Regions from separate parts of the Homo sapiens genome. Here region 2 is linked to region 1. Evidence: chromatin contacts called from ENCODE Hi-C or POLR2A ChIA-PET data. All regions are on one chromosome and are shown on one strand. The core of a region is the stretch at or near the end of the contact, and the rest is flanking DNA. Distances in the headings are between cores, read along the strand shown. Region 1 has its middle 110 kb from the start of KLF5. Region 2 has its middle 210 kb from the start of KLF5.

Region 1 (5,470 bases), core at 1,521-4,020:
TTACTATGCTCTATATTTGTTGCCTGAATTAATGACAGAGTGGTTAACCAAGGTCCCCTGTCCTACCCAGGCCCTGTGACTCAGTAAAGAGTTAAAATGTGACAAACAGAACTGGACAATGGTGATGTCCTAGAATGAACCAGTTTTATTCACCAGTAGAAGAGAAACTTTCAGTGTGGGTAATAAGAGATTGAGGGACGACCTGTGTCAATGGATAGCTCCAAATGAGAGGAGTGCAGTGGGTTTAAGAGAAAGAGGGGAGAAAAGAAAGTACCATAAAAGGGAAACTTAAACAAAGAGCAAAGTAGAAAAAAAAATTCTTTTGAGAGGAGGTCATTTTTCATTCCCAGAAACTTCCAAAGTGATGCTTTTAACCCCACATCTGGTTCAGATTCCTGCTCGAATGCTCAGAGGTAGAACAACAAAGCAAGTGGAAAGGTTTGGGCACGCCTCTGTCCGTGGAGCTGCCCTCCCTGCGCCCTTCCCCCTGAGGAATATCTGCTTTGGAAGCAAATGATGGAAAGTTTTGTCCAGGTTGCCTTCCCTCACTTTTGCGCGTGGGTGTGAGTTTGTGTACCCGATTCTACTGTGAGGAGTTCAGGTTGCTTTACCTGCTGTTGCGTCTTAACAGGGTGAGACATGTGCCTGTGGTTACAGGCCTGTCCCAGGAGAACTTGTCCTACTGGATATGGAAATCATTCAAGCAAAGTGGGAGGCTAGGTTGTCTTATTTTCGTGCCGATACTTGGGTTGCTTTGCTGAACTGAAGCATGAGAGAGAGATGGGATGAGAAGCAAACCATTTGCATGTATCATTCCTCCTGCAGTTCTGGAGCTGTTAGCCAAAAGTGCCATTTTCACAGACAAAAGGCAGGAAAAAGAAATGTCCCCCATCAAAAAAAATCACAGGTTTTCCCAGTTTTTACTGTCTTCCTAGCTCTGGGTCTCACAAATCTAATGGCTCTCAAGCTTTTCAAAGTGATTCTTTTCAGATTTTCTTCTTTCATCCTTGAGTCTCTATTAGAACTGTCCTCTGACTCCATTTGACTGATAACTTTTGATAAACTGACTGGAGCCTCCGTATTGGCTTGCTACAGATTTGCTATAAGAAAAGGTAACTCGCTTTCATAAGGCCAATATCAGCATCCACTAATGCAAGGCGTTTTTCCTCTAATGTGATTACATAAGAATTAATGATGGGTAAACACCAATGTGAAGAGATTTAATTTGGATAAACATTATGAAGCTTGTCTGCTTAATCAGGGTTTATCTCATCTTTTCTGTTTTTTTTCTTTCTTTTCTTTGTGCTGCAAATTTTCCAAGAACAGGGACCAGTGTACTATTCTGCCTACTTCCTTGAACAGGGCAGACAGGAACATTGTGAGACCCAGCATTCTTGTGATACTTTAATAACTTCCACTTCCGGGGAAACAAAAGAGGATACAGATGCATGCAAATGCAAAACCGAGCAAGATACCAGCTGAGCTGACTTAACACCCTCCCTCCCACCTCCTAGCCATGAAGGTGCTAGTGGGGAGAAGCAGTTCTTTGGAGGAGTTGAGGTATTTCTCCTCTCAATCTTGGGTTGCTCTTGACTAGCATGTAGCAGAGGACCTGTGACAGCTTTTTGCTTTGAGAGCTTTTACCCAGAGGATAGCCTTATTTACCACCCCTTCCCCTCAACTCACAGGCTTTTCTTTCTTTCTTTTTTTTTTTTTAGACAGAGTCTTGCTCTGTCGCCCAGGCTGGAGTGTAGTGGCATGATCCCGGTTCACTGCAACCTTCGCCTCCCAGGTTCAAGTGATTCTCCTGCCTCAGCCTCCCGAGTAGCTGGGACTATAGGTGCGTGCCACCACGCCTGGCAAATTTTTGTATTTTTAGTAGAGACGGGGTTTTACCATGTCGGCCAGGCTGGTCTCAAACTCCTGACCTCAGGTCATCCACCCACCTTGGCCTCCCAAAGTGCTGGGATTACAGGTGAGAGCCACCGCACTGGGCCTCACAGGCCTTTCTGAATCCAGTTTTTATTTCCTGAAATGCATACGGGTCAAAAATAATCCATATCAAATGCATATTAATTTATAGGTATCTTTTTCAAGGAGGATGATTAGCAAGGAAATAATCATCGTTTCCACTCTCCCAATGTGATTATTTGTTTCTATGACAGAATCTAATTTCTCACATCTCTCCTTGTTTACTGATTGACAATCTATAGTCCTAGACTTCATTTCTGCATTTTACGTTTCTGCACCTGTGAAAAGGGCTTGAAGGCGAAAGATGAGCATCTTTAGAGACAATGGGCTTGGGGGAAAGAAAATGGCTTGGTACAGGTTGTTATTTTTTGTTCGCTAACTGGAGTGAATGCTTTTTAAACAGTATCTTCCCCATTGGGACAATTGGAAGAACAGTGACATTCATTTTATAGTTTTTGCTTGTTGGGTACTTATTCCTTTCGAAAAGAAAGGAAATTCCATACTCCAGGAGTCCATCTGTTGTTACATTTCATGAGAAATAAATGCACTGGAAAATATAGCTAAACACACTTGGTTCACATTTTCTCCACCTTTGAACTGATACCAGTCATAAAACTCCATCTTGTATAGACAATCTGTTAAAATAAGTTACTAAGAAACCCAAACAGGTATAAAGGTCGCTCTCAGTGTGAATGGTTTTTTTTTTTTTTTTTTTTTTTTTTGCAGTGGTTATGACCAACCCAAAACTCACTCTGAGTTGGCTTTTATAGTCGATATTTTAAACTGTAAACCATGTTATATGACTGTAGAGCCGCACCCAGTAAAGTCAATTTTCCTGTTTTGGAACTCTCGTGCGATGCAGCACATAATCCCTGTTCATTTGTCATGTTCTCACCTTGTTCAGGGCCTCAGAGTTTATGAGCAGGTTACTCCACTGCATTTTAAACATGTCATCTCTCCCAAGGTGTCTTTTAAGAAATACTTATGCAATCAAAAGGAAGCCAAATATGTCCTTAGTATAAGAGACAGAGGATGTTGTTAATGAACTGGAAGGAATTCTACTTCTGGAAAGTCTGAGGAAAAGTTATCAAATTATAGGAATGGCATCTAGATTTGAGGGCAAAAACAGGTACATTAAAGGGCAGAGACTGCTCTTTTCTCTCTCTACCATTTTCTAAGCATCTATTATTTACCAGGCATTTTGTGAAGCATTTCACTTACATGTTCTCGTTGAATACTTGGTGAGTCTCTGTGAAATATCAAGAAAATGGCTTAAGAAAGGTGAATGGCTTGCTCAAGTTCACACAGCGAGGAATTTGCTGACAGAATTCCAGAGTGTGGTTTAGCCCCAACACGGCCTTCATCCCGGGCCACCTACTGGATGGAGACCTCCTTGCCGTGGCTTCCTACATCCCTGCTCCCATGACTTTACTGTTGCAAGGGTAGAAGAACAGATGTATCTTTTTGGATTTGGCCTGACTTTTCAAAGATAAGATAAAGAAGAGCTGGTAATAAGGCTGAGAATTGACACGTTCTTGGTTGGCTCAGCTGAACTGAAGAGCTTCTGTTCTCATCTGGATAGACAGGAAATAATGTGTGACATACAGACAGCTTGTTTTTCTCTAAATTTGAGCAATGGTGAGTCATTACTTTTATTAAAGTTAGAGATGATCCTTTCTTTTTCTGTGCAGGAAAATCTATTGTTTTTCACACAACCCACTCCTACTTTTAAATAAATCAGTTAAATTGCCTATATTTTAAATAAAACTTTTTCAAACTCCTTTACCTACCAGCCTAGAGGCAGGAATATTTCTTTTCTCTTTCAGCCTTGCCTAAGGAAAAATGCTTCTTTTTTTTTTTTTTTTTTTTTTGAGACAGAGTTTCACTCTGTATCCCAGGCTGGAGTGCAGTGGAACGATCTTGGCTCACTGCAACCTCTGCCTCCCGGGTTCAAGCGGTTCTCCTGCCTTAGACTTCGGAGTAGCTAAGATTACAAGTGTGCACCACAGGTTTCACCATGTTGGCCAGGCTGGTCTTGAACTCCTGACCGCAAGTGATCCACCCGCCTCAGCCTCCCGAAGTGCTGGGATTACAGGCATGAGCCACCGCACCTGGCCTTCTGCAGTTTTCTAGGCCTGGTTAGAGAGGACAAAATAAATCCTGGGAAGACCTCCAGCTGGCCACTAGCAAGAGGTGGGAGGAGGATACACTTCCTTCCTTTTTTTCCTACTTTCCGCATCTTAATGCCAGGCATGAGCCTTTCTTAGCACTGCTGTTGCTAAGAGAATAAGTAGCTGAATAAAGTGGCACATGTTATAAGGACAAAATAGCTAAAATGAAGACCCTAAAGAGCAGCCTCAGTCTCAACACTATTGACATTTGGGCTGGATATTTTTTGTTGTGGGGGATAGGAACTGTTCTGTGCATTGTAGGATGTTTAGCAGCACCCTGACTGAGTACCCACTAGATGACAGTAGCAACACCACCCCCTAATCCTACCAGTACCCCGAGTTGGGAAAACCAAAAACATCTCCAGACATTGATTGCCCAGTGCCCCGTGGGGGGCAAAATCATCTCCAGTTGAGACCTACCACTTTATAGTAGATAGCATGACCTAGTAACATGCATGGTTTCTTTATGCCTGGAAACTTGCTGGGCCAGGGCGAAGATTTATGACCTGAGAAAAGGCAACCACAGCAGGTGTGGAGCTTGAAAAAGGATGGTGTCTCTGCCCTGAAAGGACCTCAGGGTCAGAAATATGTCTGTTCATCTTTGAATCCTCTCCCCAGGGCCTAGCACAGTTCCTCAAATGTAGGAAATGGTTGATAAATGTTTGTTGAATAAATGGGATGTTTGCTTAGAGCCCCCTGAGTCTATCTCCTGTGCTCAGAGAAAAAAATCTTACGGACAACAGCTATTTATTTGTAGCTGTACCCACTTATTGGCTTATTGTGTTCATTTGAGGGCCTCTTGAATATTGCAGAAGTAACCAAGGATACCAGGATGATCACATGCAGCAAACATATGGGGAAAAGAATAGAACAACAAATGTCACAAGGCCTGTTTTTCAGGTTTATTGCCAGAGAGTGAAGGGTTTTGAAGAGAGAGTGCATAGAAGGAATAGGACAGGAGCCGTCCTTATACTGAAGATAATTTATAGTCCTCATCTGTGAAAATTATTCACTGGACAACCTCTCTTGCCCTTGAACTTTGCATCTTGTCTTAACCAGGGGTTTATGTATCTTCCTTCCCGGGGAGCAGGTCAGCATTGCTGAGTCCTGAATTGTGGAACTTCTGCTTCCTTAGAAAGACTTGTGAGGAGTAAGGGGAGTGAGGAGCAAGGGGAGACATTGGTGAGTCCAGGATGGGAGGTGAGCTTGGTATGGCAAAGACATAAGCATCCAATCTCTGTCTGACCAAGTGATGACAAAGTAAAGGATGAAAGCAGCCAGCTCAGTTTTCCTCCCCTCAGGACTCTTTTATTTCCCTTTTCCTTCAT
Region 2 (5,470 bases), core at 1,075-3,574, 98 kb after region 1:
CAGCTGAAATTGGGTGAGTTTCCTTTGTTAAAGTTTGTATATTGAAGTAATAAAGTGATATAATCCTGGGCTTTGGAGTGGATTTACTAAAGGCAATAATGCATGCTGTACATTTTACATTGAGGATTTCAAAACACTGGTTATTTGTTCTATCATTGACTGTCCTTTCTGGTCCCGAGAGCTGTATAAAGTGAGCTGAGTGCAAATGGATGTTTGAATTTTATTATATTTGGCTACCAAGTCAATTAAAGAAATCGCTTACCCTGCCCATTCACTACAAGTGCTGTTGGCCTTGGGATTTTTATACCTTTGGTCCTTGGCTACAATAGTTTCTACATAATAAACTGAGATTAAAGTTGTTCCCTGTCATGAGATGAATAATATTTAACATAGCTATTCAACGTATCCAACTCATAACCTTTGACCAAATCACTGGAATAATTTAATTTTTTAAAAACCAGATTTCATTCTGCTTTGAAGCAAATTGATTCACCACCTCAAACTAAAGGTTTGAAATGAGCATTTAGGCATAAGTGGCTTTCCTAACCCACAAGGGAGGTCAATTCCCAAAGAATCTTTCATTTTTGCAGTTCGGATTTACTTTCTCACAATCATTTTGCAACCTATCTGCACAGAGTTTATACCTTTGAGGTATAATCCCAAGTAATTTATCACTTTTTCTATACACTAAAATTAAATAGCTTAATTCTCAGGGGATTAGCTGAGAAAACATTTGCTGTTTCGGCCAACCCTCTGTAATCTATATTTCTTCAAGTTGTTAAAATGTCAAATTGAAAGAGGGTCCAACAAAGCAACAATGAAGTTCAAAGAGAGTAAACCATATTCTCTCCAGTTACTGCAATTTTTTAATTGATCTCATTGATCCTGGAAAATAAATGCATATTGCTGTAAGTTTCAGAAACTCAAGAATATTTTAAGACAATCAACTTAGGAATAAATATATTACTAAAAAGACAATTTTACTGGTCAGGCAAAGAGCTGGCTCTTTCTGGAAAAAAAAAATGCTGTGCTTGGGTTTTCAGTATTCACACAGATCCTTGTTTGATGATTTCCAAACATACAAAATAATGTATCTGTTAGAAGTATGTTTGAAAAGTTAATATCTGTAGTTGATTAGCACAATTGAGGAATTAATGTATTCACTTTTTATTTATTCTGAATTATAATTGCTAATTGTTGTCGGTTAATCTAAGTAAGGCCTCGGGCCTTTATTGGAAGTGTCTGTCTTTGAAAGTTGTCTGCCTTGAGTTTCCTCAGCTACAATCAAGACTTGAGAAATTCAAACACACTTGTAAATCTAGACATCTATTAATGCCCATCAATAACCAGTAATCAAGGCCTGAATCTATTAGCAAAACAAATAAGCAGCCTTTGAAATGAAAAGATAAATATAAGAAATCATGAATATACTAATTGCCCTTTGATGTTACAGCTGTTAGACCAAATTTGGCCCCTAGCAATGGAGAGAGACACTCGTGTGTGTGTGTGTGTGCGTGCGTGTGTGTGTGTGTGTGTGTGTGTAGCTGTGCATGCGCACATGAACATGCATAGATATGTCCTCTATGTGGAATTCTGCCTTTTAAGTAGTTCTGAAAAAGAATTACAACAGGTTTACTTTTACATGGGATATTTGCATAGACACAGTCCTTTCCCACCCATATTTGAACAACCATATTTTTTCCTTATTCCTTCTTAGTCATTTCCTCCTCTTTTCCCTGATACTACCTTAAATACCCAGACATTTCCCTACATTGCCCATCTGCCCCCACAGGAGCCATTCTCCTCCCAGCATGGCTCTGCAGGTTTCACAAGGGCAGAATCTGGATGACAGCCAATGGCCCAACAGCTGTTACTGATGAGCAGTGTTGGAGTCATCATTAGTTGGGAGGACAAAATTGCTTTAGGGATGTCTTGTTGGGGACTGAGAAACAATGGCCGAGATGGCCAGCCTGGCCAGCCATCAGGAGGCTCTGTGCTTCCTTTCTCTTTGAGCAGATACCAGCCTTAAGCCAGCTGTATCTATAATGGGCTCAATTGCAAAATGCAGCAGACTCTTCAATTGCAGCTATGAAGTTGCAGGACACTGTACAGCAAGATTCAATTGCTTAAAAGTATGTATGCATTTATGATTTTACATGTACACAAAAATCCAGGAAGTAGCTACACCAAATTATTGACAGTGCTCTGGGACAGGTACCAAGGCAGGTGCTGAAGAAAAAGGCCAATCCTGTGTCGTCTCAGGACTTTATGGTATAGAAGGGAAGATGATTACAAGACCCTGTGGTGATAAGGCCAGTATGGAGGGATGTGCAGGCTGCCAAGGGAGCATTCCTGTCTGCTAGCCCAGGGCTCTTCCTCTTTGTTCATGGCTGTGTGATATGTACACAGTAGCACTTTACAAAGGTTCAGTGGGCCAAGATTGCAGGAAAGACTAATTTCCAGGAGCACCATCTGGGTTCAGGAAGACCAATCTAGAGGCGACCATAAGAGTCCAAGGGTTGAGGAGGATCTAGTCTGGATGAGCTTGGTGTAAGAGAAAAGAAAAGGTTAGATTCATATATTTTATAAACACACACACACACACATGATTTTCTTACAAACATAAATTCCTTTGAATCACAAACTGTGAAGCCCAGAGTGATTTTATGGGGATGTAAAGCTTATGCAATTTTGGACTCCTTTATAAGAAAAATGAATTAAAAATATAAAAATTTGTTATAAAAATGAATATTGTGAATGAGAAAAATATTTAATCTGGCAAATATCACAAACACCATAACAATTTAAAATATGACATTATTTTTATTAACTGCCTGAAATACTTCTGCAATACTTTTTTGGACATTTTTTGACTTCACATTTTAAAATCACTTTTTATAACAAGATTTTTATGGTATTATTTTCTATATAGATACTGGAAAGATAATTTAGTCTTTCCTCTAGCATTGTTAATCAAAATGTGTTTTTTGTTGTTTTTGTTATTTATAGGATGCATAAAAATTATAGCCTTACTGCTACAGAGTTGTACCTTACTGTTAAAACTGAATATTTATGTCCCCTGCCCAAATTCACATGTTAAATCCTCATGCCCAGTGTGATCGTATTTGAAATTGGAGCTTTTGGAAAGTGATTAAGTCATGAGAGTGGAACCCTCATGAATGGAATCAGTGACCTTATAAAAGAGGCCCCAGAGAGCTGTCTTGTCCCTTCTGCCATGTGAAGACACAGAGAGAAGTCAGCCATCCATGCACCAGGAGTGGGCCCCTATCAGACACTGTATTAGTTCATCCTCATGCTGCTATGAAGAAGTACCTGAGACTGGCTAATTTATAAACGAAAGAAATTTAATTGACACATAGTTCTGTATGGCTGGAGAGGCCTCAGGAAACTTACAATCATGGAGGAAGAGGAAGCAAACACGTCCTTCTTCACACAGCAGCAGGAAGGAGAAGTGCAGAGCAAAGGGGGAAAAAACCCCTTATAAAACCATCAGATCACATGAGAATGCACTATCATGAGAACAGCATGGGGGGACCTCCCCCATGATCTAATCACCTCCTACAAGGTCCCTCCCTCAACACATGGAGATTATAATTTGAATTACAATTCAAGATGAGATTTGGGTGGGGACACAGAGCCAGACCATATCAGACACCAAATCTGCCAGCATCTTGATCTTGGACTTTCCAGCCTTCAGAACGATGAGAAATAAATTTCTGTTGTTTATAAGCCACTCAGTCTATGGTGTTCTGTTATAGCAGCCTTAACTGACTATGACACCTACAAATACAGGAATTTTGATAAGTTCTTTTGTGCAATTCCTATCAATAAGGAAAAAAAAAGGTATGGTGAGTGGTTATTATATTTGTTCCTTATTAAAGCATATTCCTGAAAAAAGATCTCTCTCTTGAGTTGATGTTTAGAATGAAATCCTCTACTTAAAATTTTACATGTCTGAAGACTAGAAAAATTTCAAAGACTAGTTTTAGCTTTTTAAAATCTTTATTATTCCACACTAGTCACAAACTGAGAATAGATTAGGACACATTCCCTGTTTTGTTAGAGCAAAGCAACTTTTGGTCTTGCTCCTTTGTGGCATGACATGGAATGATGAGTAGCACAGTGGATGTTAGGGGCATTCTTTCTACACAAGGAGAGTAACGGCTGCAAACCAAGTAAATGTACCCGCCAAATCCAAACTAAATATATCCTCCCCTGTTCAACCTCCCCTGAGTGCAGGGTCTCAAGTGTGACACTATTGACATTTTGAACTGGGTAATTCTTTGTAGTGGGAGCCTGTTTTCTGCACTGTAAGGTGTTTAACAATATCCCTGGTCTCTAATCCCTAGATGTCAATAACATGCCCTTGGTGGTGACAAAGAAAAAGGTCTCCAGACATTGCCACATGTCTCCTGGGGGGAAATATCCCCCCATTGAGAACCACTACCTTGGACATATCCCTCAAAATGCCTGTGGCCACTCCAACATAATCTATCAAGAGGGCACTATGACATTGCAGAGTTGCAGTGGAAAGATGACAGCAGTCTTTCTTCATTGCATTAAAAATATTTTATATTTTACAATTCAGAAATTTCATAAAAATACGTCAACACATTGCTGGGTGCCTCCCAGGGCCTTGACAGAGGCCTGCGAAAGTGAAGGGTAAATATGCCTTTGGGGAAAAAACCTGTCAACACAATGACAATGGTGTGACATTTGTAGTCAGTGCCATGGTCCAGGACTGGGTAATTCTTGCCTTGAAAGAAACAAGTTTTCATGCATATCCATCATTTTGTTGAATGGGTCATCTGCATATTTAAAATCTTGACTCCATCCTCTCCCATGGTTTCCAGAGGGCCGAGTGTACATGGTCATATTTTCTGTTCTGAGGTTCAAATAGCACATCCTTTTCTTTTTAGTTCAGCTGTGATAAGTTTGAGAGTTTCCAAATGAGTGTTTAATAATAAAGTGAAGAAAATAAATAAACCCAGCACACACAAAGCATAGTGAAGTGTAATCAAGTATCTATGTAGAGGTTTATGATTATAACAATTAAGATGCAGCCATGAATTGACTTAGCTGGCTCTGCTGAACCCCAATTACTTTCTGTTGTCTCAAGCCTATCTAGTGAAAGCCATCCCAAAATATCTCCTTTAGGCTTTAGACAGTCCTAGCTTTCCTATTACTTTGGTCCTTTTCTTTTCTTTTCCTTTTTAAAAAATATGAGACAGGATCTCACTCTGTCATCCAAGCTGGAGTGCAGTGGTACAATCTTAGCTCACTCACTGTAACCTGGAACTCCTGGGCTCAAGTGATCCTCTTGCCTCAACCTCCTGAGTAGCTAGGACGACTACAGGCACTATATTGACCAGACTGGTCTCAAACTCCTGGCCTCAAGCAATCTTCCTGCCTCAGTTTCCCAAAGCTCTGGGATTACTTGTTTGACCAC

What was found. Hi-C counts contacts between places; a loop is a spot of excess contacts on that map. ChIA-PET counts read pairs that join two places held with the same protein, here RNA polymerase II (POLR2A).
Region 2: a map of PC-3 shows a loop between it and region 1 (15-fold over the local background). The contact joins two enhancer-like sites. A Hi-C loop is called at or near these places in 1 of 168 maps with a recorded cell type or tissue (PC-3). POLR2A ChIA-PET finds 5 or more read pairs at or near these places in 3 of 52 experiments (MCF 10A, WTC11 and activated naive CD8-positive, alpha-beta T cell).

What each region holds. Positions count from the first base shown.
Region 1 is chr13:73,168,686-73,174,155 of GRCh38, forward strand. No RefSeq gene overlaps it. Among named protein-coding and RNA genes, the nearest start is that of KLF5, 110 kb to the left of the region's middle. RefSeq lists an enhancer at 1,162-1,733. Within about 2 kb of position 2,771, at least 4 of the 41 ENCODE cell types and tissues checked have a DNase peak (open chromatin) inside an H3K27ac peak, as active enhancers do; they include PC-3, where a contact is called at or near this core.
Region 2 is chr13:73,266,672-73,272,141 of GRCh38, forward strand. No RefSeq gene overlaps it. Among named protein-coding and RNA genes, the nearest start is that of KLF5, 210 kb to the left of the region's middle. Within about 2 kb of position 2,325, at least 3 of the 41 ENCODE cell types and tissues checked have a DNase peak (open chromatin) inside an H3K27ac peak, as active enhancers do; they include PC-3, where a contact is called at or near this core.